Regions from separate parts of the Mus musculus genome. Here region 2 is linked to region 1. Evidence: chromatin contacts called from ENCODE POLR2A ChIA-PET data. All regions are on one chromosome and are shown on one strand. Each heading gives the region's core, a stretch centred on a gene start or an enhancer-like site at or near the end of the contact. The rest is flanking DNA. Distances are from core to core; before and after follow the strand shown.

The links. ChIA-PET counts read pairs that join two places held with the same protein, here RNA polymerase II (POLR2A).
Region 2: POLR2A ChIA-PET joins it to region 1 with 10 read pairs in Patski. The contact joins the enhancer-like site here to the promoter of Srrm3 in region 1. POLR2A ChIA-PET finds 5 or more read pairs at or near these places in 2 of 5 experiments (Patski and embryonic stem cell).

The regions. Positions count from the first base shown.
Region 1 is chr5:135,816,756-135,820,202 of GRCm38, reverse strand. Srrm3 (serine/arginine repetitive matrix 3) reads right to left here and starts at 2,097. Exons shown (of 15, transcript NM_021403.3): 1 at 1,587-2,097.
Region 2 is chr5:135,878,460-135,882,069 of GRCm38, reverse strand. No RefSeq gene overlaps it. Among named protein-coding and RNA genes, the nearest start is that of Gm22450, 4.6 kb to the right of the region's middle. Within about 2 kb of position 2,094, at least 1 of the 3 ENCODE cell types and tissues checked has a DNase peak (open chromatin) inside an H3K27ac peak, as active enhancers do.

The DNA.
Region 1 (3,447 bases), core at 848-3,347:
GTGATATGAGCTGGATTTGTTAGCACAGGTCTGTCATCCCCAGAGGACCAATTACTTGAGGCTTATCTGGGCAACTTAGTGAGACTGTTTCCAAATAAAAGCAAAAATAAGGTGGCAGGGGTGGGGGTCGGGCATATAGCTCAGTGATAGAGCTTTTGCTTAGAATCCTTAGTGAGGGTCTGGACATGTTACTGGAGCTATATCATCTGCTTTGCGTGCATAAGGTCCTGGGGTCAATCCCTAGTAGAGGGGACCTCTGTAGGAGAGAGGCCAGGACAGGAAGGGAAACTGTGTCCATCTGAGAGGCTGCTCTAAGGTCCCAGAGCTCCTCCACATGCTGCCTCCTCCTTCCCAGACCACAGCTTGTCACCTTCACCAAGGCCATGGAACCCTCAAGCTGCACAGCACTTCTGGATGGGAACAACCAACTTTCAGGACCCTTGGAAGATGAGGGAATGAACACCCTTAGGCCAACCTCTGCAGCATGGGGACCTTTGACAACACAGGGCACAGGCCCTTGCCCTTAAATAGCAACAAGTCCCGAGAACCTGGGAACAGGGAAACCCAACCCACTGTGGTTGTATCTATCACTCCTGATCCCACTCCAAAGGATGCTGTGAGGATGAGAAGGATGGGTGAAGTCAAGCTGCAAAGCCTGGTACCCGGGAGATGCTGAACAGGGAGCCAAGAGGAGAGAGAATAGAGTGTGTCAGGGGCTGAGCAAGGAGCCTCAATGACACACAGGAGACAGGTTGGCTTGACACACCTCAGAGAAGCTGTCTGAGCAGAATGTGGTGATGAAGGAGGAGGAGGGGGAGGAGGAGAAGGAGGAGGAGGGGGAGGAGGAGAAGGAGGAGGAGGAGAGGCATTTTAGGCAGAAAGGACCACATATGCAAGAACGAGTCACTCACTGGTCTTCAACTCCATGCAAAAAAGAACTTGTTTTTACGATGCTAGGGATGGAATCCAAGGCCCGGTGAACGCTAGACAGGAGCTCACTGCTGAGCCACAGTCCGGGCTTTTTAATTTTTATTTCGAGACAAGGTTCAGGCTGGTCTTGAACTCTCCATCCTTCTACCTCACTTGCCTAAGTTCTGGAATCATTCCGTTTCGGTTTTCTTTTGCCTTAGTTTTCTGGTTCTGGAAACCTGGCCAGGGATGGGCTCTGCTGGATGAGGTGCTACCACTGAGATCCACGTCTGCGTCCCTCCTCTCCCGTCTGCGTCCCTCCTCTCCCGTCTGCGTCCCTCCTCTCCCGTGTCCTGCCATCTGCGTGACCCTCGCACCTCACATTCAAGATTCTCCATTCAGATTGGGTCCTGGGAATTTTCTTATCACAGATTCGTCTCGAAACACACAGGAAGGCATGCTGCATCATGGGATCTCACTGTGGGGAATTTGTATGTCCTGGGGTGGCCCCTGGTCACGTGACCCGTGTCCTGAAAACACCTCATCGCCCTCCCAGTCTCCATCTGTCTGAACCACCCTTGCCTGTCTTCAAACAGTTCTGTCTGCTGGGTCCCGCTGGGAGCATCCCTGGTGTGCTAAGCTGCCTTCCTGAGAAAGATGGAGACTCACATCCTCACCTGGCAAAGTCCCCACAGGCTGCCTTGTGTCTCTTCCTGAGTCCCAATTTCCTTGGCCCTGGTTTTTCTTCAGTTCTCTTCCTCCTTCAGGAGTGAGCTTCGTTCTGGCAGACCTGCATGGATTTTGTGAGGTCCATCTGGGATGCTGGCTCTAAAGTCCCCCTGCCAGGCACCCCAATTTTGCACCAGAGCCCTGGCCCACTTTCAGACAAGCTAAGCATCTAAGCCACATGGCCTGCAGAAACATTACCAAGTCTAGGCAAAAAGGATACTTTGTATTTGCGGTGTTGGTGTGCCTCCCGCCTGGGTGCAGGCTAGACAAGCAAGCATCCTTCCAGCCAGCTATGCCCAGCCTCTCTCTGGGGGATTTTAAGCGAGCTTCCTGCTGAGGAGGGCTTCAGTGCCATCATGGTTCTAAATCTTCTTTTATCCAATGTCCAGCATGGGACTGAGTATGGCATCGATTATGAAACTTCTGAGTCAAGTCAAGGCACCAGGTTGGCCTGGGGAGATGGCCCAAGGGTTAAAAGCACTGGGTGTTCTTCCAGAGGTCCTGAGTCCAATTCCCACCAACCACATGGTGACTCACAACTACCTATAATGGGATCTGACGCCCTCTTCTGGCATGAACCATATATACACACAGAATACTCATACATATATACATTTTAAAAAATTATTAAAAGAAAAAGAAAGGCACCAAGCAAAGGTGCGGCAAGTGACGGATGCAGGTCAGAATGAGCGTTTCTGCTGTCAGATGCTCCAGAGAAAGGGGGTGGAGCAAGGAAAAGCTCGGAAAGGCAGTGGAGAGCAAAGTGTGTCTGCCCACACCTGTAATCCACCACTTGGGAGGCAGAGGTAGGGCGATCAGGAGTTCAAGGGCAGCCTTGGCTATGTATCAAATTCAAGAGCAGTGTAGGATATAGGAGACCTTGTCTTCAAAACAACAAACAAACAAAACCATAAAAATAAAAATACCGAGTTGGTAAAGAGCTCATCGGGCAAAGGCACGCACTGCCCAACTTAGTAACCTGAGTCCTCGGGACCCAACTTCTGAGTGCCGCTGCCCTCTGCTCTCCACTGGGGACCTGAACACAATAAACGAAAAAAAAAAACAAAACCCAAGCAAACAAAAAAATAAAAACAAAGCAAAACCAGACAACATGAATGGATTGGATGGCTCAGTCAGCAAAGCGCTCGCCAGGCAAGCTGGAGGATGAGCTCAAGCCCCAGACCCCTGGATTTTTTTCCCCCCAAAGAAAGCGTGCTTATAACTCCAGTGCTAGGAAGTAGAAACAAGCAGATCCCTGGGGCTTCCTACCCAGCCAACCTACTTGGCAAGCTGCAAGCCAGAGAGAGACCCTGTCTATTAATAAGTAAATAGCCAAATAAGTATGACAATGCCTGCCATTTCCTCTGCCTTTGTATGTGCGTGCACATCTGCACATGCACACACAGATACACACATTCATTCACATGCATACATGTGTGCACACTTGTAAGCACGAGAACACACACACACACACGTATGTGTGCACTCCCCCCCCCCCCACATACTCATAAAGAACCAAGAGAGGCATTCTACAGAGGACACTGAGAGTGTGAATAGGACCAGATGATGGGAGGGGGCAGGGCTGACCATCAGCAGGACCAGCTGAGTGTCCCAGCTTCCATCTCTCCCAGGAGACTTCCAGTGCCTTTCTGGGTGGCTCAGCTACTCGTCCAGTCCTGAGGCTCACTCTGCTAACCAGGAGTCTTTGTTGGGTGCTAAGGGGTATGCTACCAGCTGGGGATAGGCTGAAGGCTCTACCCCTGGCTTTCTCCCCACCCACTGGTCTCCCTTTCTCTCGAGAAGATTCTA
Region 2 (3,610 bases), core at 845-3,344, 62 kb before region 1:
CACCATACATCTGGCTTTAAATTTTTTTTTATTTTATATTCACTGGTGTTTTGTGTGCATGAATGTCTGTGTGAGGGTGTTGGATCCCCTGGAACTAGAGTGACAGACAGTTGTGAGCCTCCATGTGGGTGCTGGGAATTGAATCTGGGTCATCTGGAGGAGTAGCCTGTGCTCTTAACAGCTGATGGTCTCCCCACTCCTCTGTTTTCCTTTTTGAGACTGCGTCTCCTTACCTAGCCCAGGCTAGCCTGGACTTCACTGTGTACCGTCGGCTGGTGTCTAACGTGGTAACCTCTCTGCCTCAGCCTCCCCACTGCTGGGCTGACTAGTGTTCATCCAAAGTTCATCCAAAGACTTGCAGCTCTTTCTCAGCAGGACCGGCTTTATGACCAACCTGCCCCATCACAGGGGCGGGGCCCTGGTAGCTTTCTCAAGTCTGAGATGAGAAGCAGGTTGGGGAGAAACTGGGTTTTGGGGTCAGACAGGCAGGGCTGAGTTTGAAACTTGGTACTGGTCTGATAGCCTCTTAAACCTACATTTCATGATTTGAAAACCAGGGCTAATTCATCTGCCTATTAAATAATTCTTTTAAGTACATTTATTTGTGTCTGTGGTAAGGGGCACATATGTCATGGCCCATGTTTGGATGCCATGAGACTGCTCACCAGAGGCAGTCTCTCCTCTGATCATGTGGGTTCCTGGGATTGAACTCCGGTCATCCCAGGGAGAGCCTCTACCCAGTGGCTCTCATTTACTTAACTGACATCATTGTGCCGGGTCCCAAATGTCATGAAGTATGTCTGGTGAGCTGGCGTCTCTCTCAGTGGCCTTCAAGTTTTTATTTTCATTTTGTTCTGCTTGTTTGAGACAGGGTCTTGCTATGTGACACTAATTGACCTGGAACTCACTGTGTAGACTAGGTTGGTTTTGAACTTGTGACGTCTTGCTGCCTCTACCTTTCAAGTGTGTGCCACCATACCCAGTTTGTGTTCTTTCATTTTGGACATTGTGGCTCGTGTGTGTGTGTGTGTGTGTGTGTGTGTGAGTGTGTGTGTGTGTGTGAGTGTGTATGTGTGTGTGTGTATGTGTGTGTGTGAGTGTGTGTGTGTGTGTGAGTGTGTGTGTGTGTGAGTGTGTGTGTGTGTGTGTGTGTGTGTGTGTGTGTGTGTGGCTGGAGACACGGGGATGCTGTTCTCCCTGCTCTGCAGGCCGATGCAGATGGGTTGAAAGCAAAGGTCTGCCTGGGCTACAGAATGAGATTATATCCCAAAATAAAAAGCAAGAAAAGGAGGCTGAGGAGACAGCTCAGTGGTTATCTCTGCAGCTATGAGCACTTGTTGCAATTCCAGAGGACCGGGGTTCGAATCCCAGCCCCTGATTCTAGCTCTAAGAGATTCAAGTCCTCTTCTAGATTTACATACATGTGTGCACAGACATGGAGGCAGGTAAAAAAAAACACCCATATACATAAAAATAAGAAAAAAAGAGTCAAAAGATGGCATGGGGTATGGCTCAGTGGTAGAACTCCTCTGCATTATCATGGAGTCTGGGTTCAATTCCCAGCACTGAAGAAAAAAAAAAAAAAAAAAAAGAGGATGGGAGACACAGAGGGAAGAAAGGGAGGGTAGAAGAGAGAGAAGAGAAAGGTATAGGAGGAGCATGGTCCAAGCCTTCAGTTGAGAGCCAGAAGCAGGCAGATCTGAGTCTGAGATTAACCTGCTCTACATAATGAGTTCAAGGCCAAGCAGAGATATATGGAGGAGCTGGGGTGGGCAGGAAGGGTAGAGGGGTGGGAGGGGGAAGAGACAGGAGCAACTTTATCATCTAGAGATTTCCCTGAACTCTGTGGCTGACAGGCCATAGCCCCACTTCTGCGGAGTCTGGGGTTTCCTCCATGGAAGAGCCCCTCCTCTTGTCTGTAACCTCAACGTCTGGAGTGCTCTGAGAAGTGACTCCCTCCTCCCTTTTCGAAAGTGCCTGAGTTTTTGGCCATGCCAGCCACACCCTTGACAGGCCTCTGCCAGCTGCACCCCAGCCAGCCCCTCCCTTTCTGGCTCAGCCTCAGAGAACACTCTGGAGTCTTCCGGGAGCTGCTAGGCAGAGAGGCCCGACAGCTGATGGATTGTACCAGTCACCGGCTTTACTGGGTACCAGAAATAAGCATAGTCATCGGTATAGCACACTCGACGTGGGGGTGTCTGGGGTCTCTCCCAGAACATCTCAATGTGTCTCCCTGGGAGTCTGATTTCCCCACTGGCATGAAGCTTGCCTACCCCCATCATTACTGAAGGGGATCAACAAGGGGCCAGGTGACAGGGCTAGGGAGCCATTCTCCATCCCCAACTGTTCTTGGCCGTAGAGCCGAGAGAATCTGTCTAGCTAGGGAGTCTGGGGACCTGAGTGCTTTTGACCTTGGCCAGAGGCCAGCAAATGTGACTCATTTTCTTCATCTGCACAATGAGACCATTGGACTGGATGTTCTGGAAGTCTCCAGGGCTGTGAATCAAGTTTCTCCTCTGCTATTGCCTCCCCCGCCCCCTGTGCCGTCTGCGACTTCTTGCTCTGTAAAGGCTAAAGGGCTGCAGTGTGCACACAGGCATTGCTTGACCAAACTTAGACTTTCCCTAGGCCCTTCTAACACTCCCTTGTCAAATTCAGTTGTAGCAAAACCATGCTAAGTGCGTTCTGTGTGGACTGTTAAAATGGCTTAGTAGGTAAAGACACTTGCCACTAAGCCTGGTGAGTCCTGGGGCTCACAGAGTGAAAGGAGAGAGCAGAAAAGTTGTTTTCTGACTTTCATATGTGTGTCATAGTATGTGCGGTAGACCCACACACTCGCGCATGTGCACCCAAATAAATATATATTAGAAAAAGGAGCTAGAATCCTTCTAGCTTGGTTTAGCTCAAATCCGCTTCATCGACACCCACACACATAAAAATCAACTGTAGGGGCTGGAGAGATGGCTCAGCGGTTAAGAGCAGTGACTGCTCTTCCAGAGGTCCTGAGTTCAAATCCCAGCAACCACATGGTGTCTCACAACCATCTATAATGAGATCTGATGCCCTCTTCTGGTGTGTACTTACATATAATAAATAAATAAATAAATAAATAAATAAATATTTTTAAAAATCAATTGTGGAGATTTTGAGTGCTCTACTTGCCTCTGCCTCCTGAGTGCTGGGACTAAAGCCACAACTGCCCAGCTGAATACATGTTTTAATGACAGACGCAGGCTTGGGAGGTGTGGAGTCCACTTCTGGGAGTACCCCAGAGAGGCAAGGACTAGGGATAGCAGTGGACTCAACCTGATTTATGTGTTACATTGGCTTGGGGGCTTTCATTGTAGACACTGATTAAAGACACAGGGACCTGGGGAGAGAGCTTCGTCCTGCAAATATGAAGACCCGAGTTCCATTCCTAGTACCTATTCGAAAAGAAACCAGATAGGACGATGTATGCTTGTAATGCCAGTGGTAGGAAGATGGAGACAGAAGAGTTAATTCCTGGGCCTTGTAGGCCAGCCACCCTAGGCTCTGGGCCAGTGAGACTGCCTCTCAACAAAAACAAAGAGGGTGTCACCTGAGGAACAACACCCATGTCTTCTAGTCT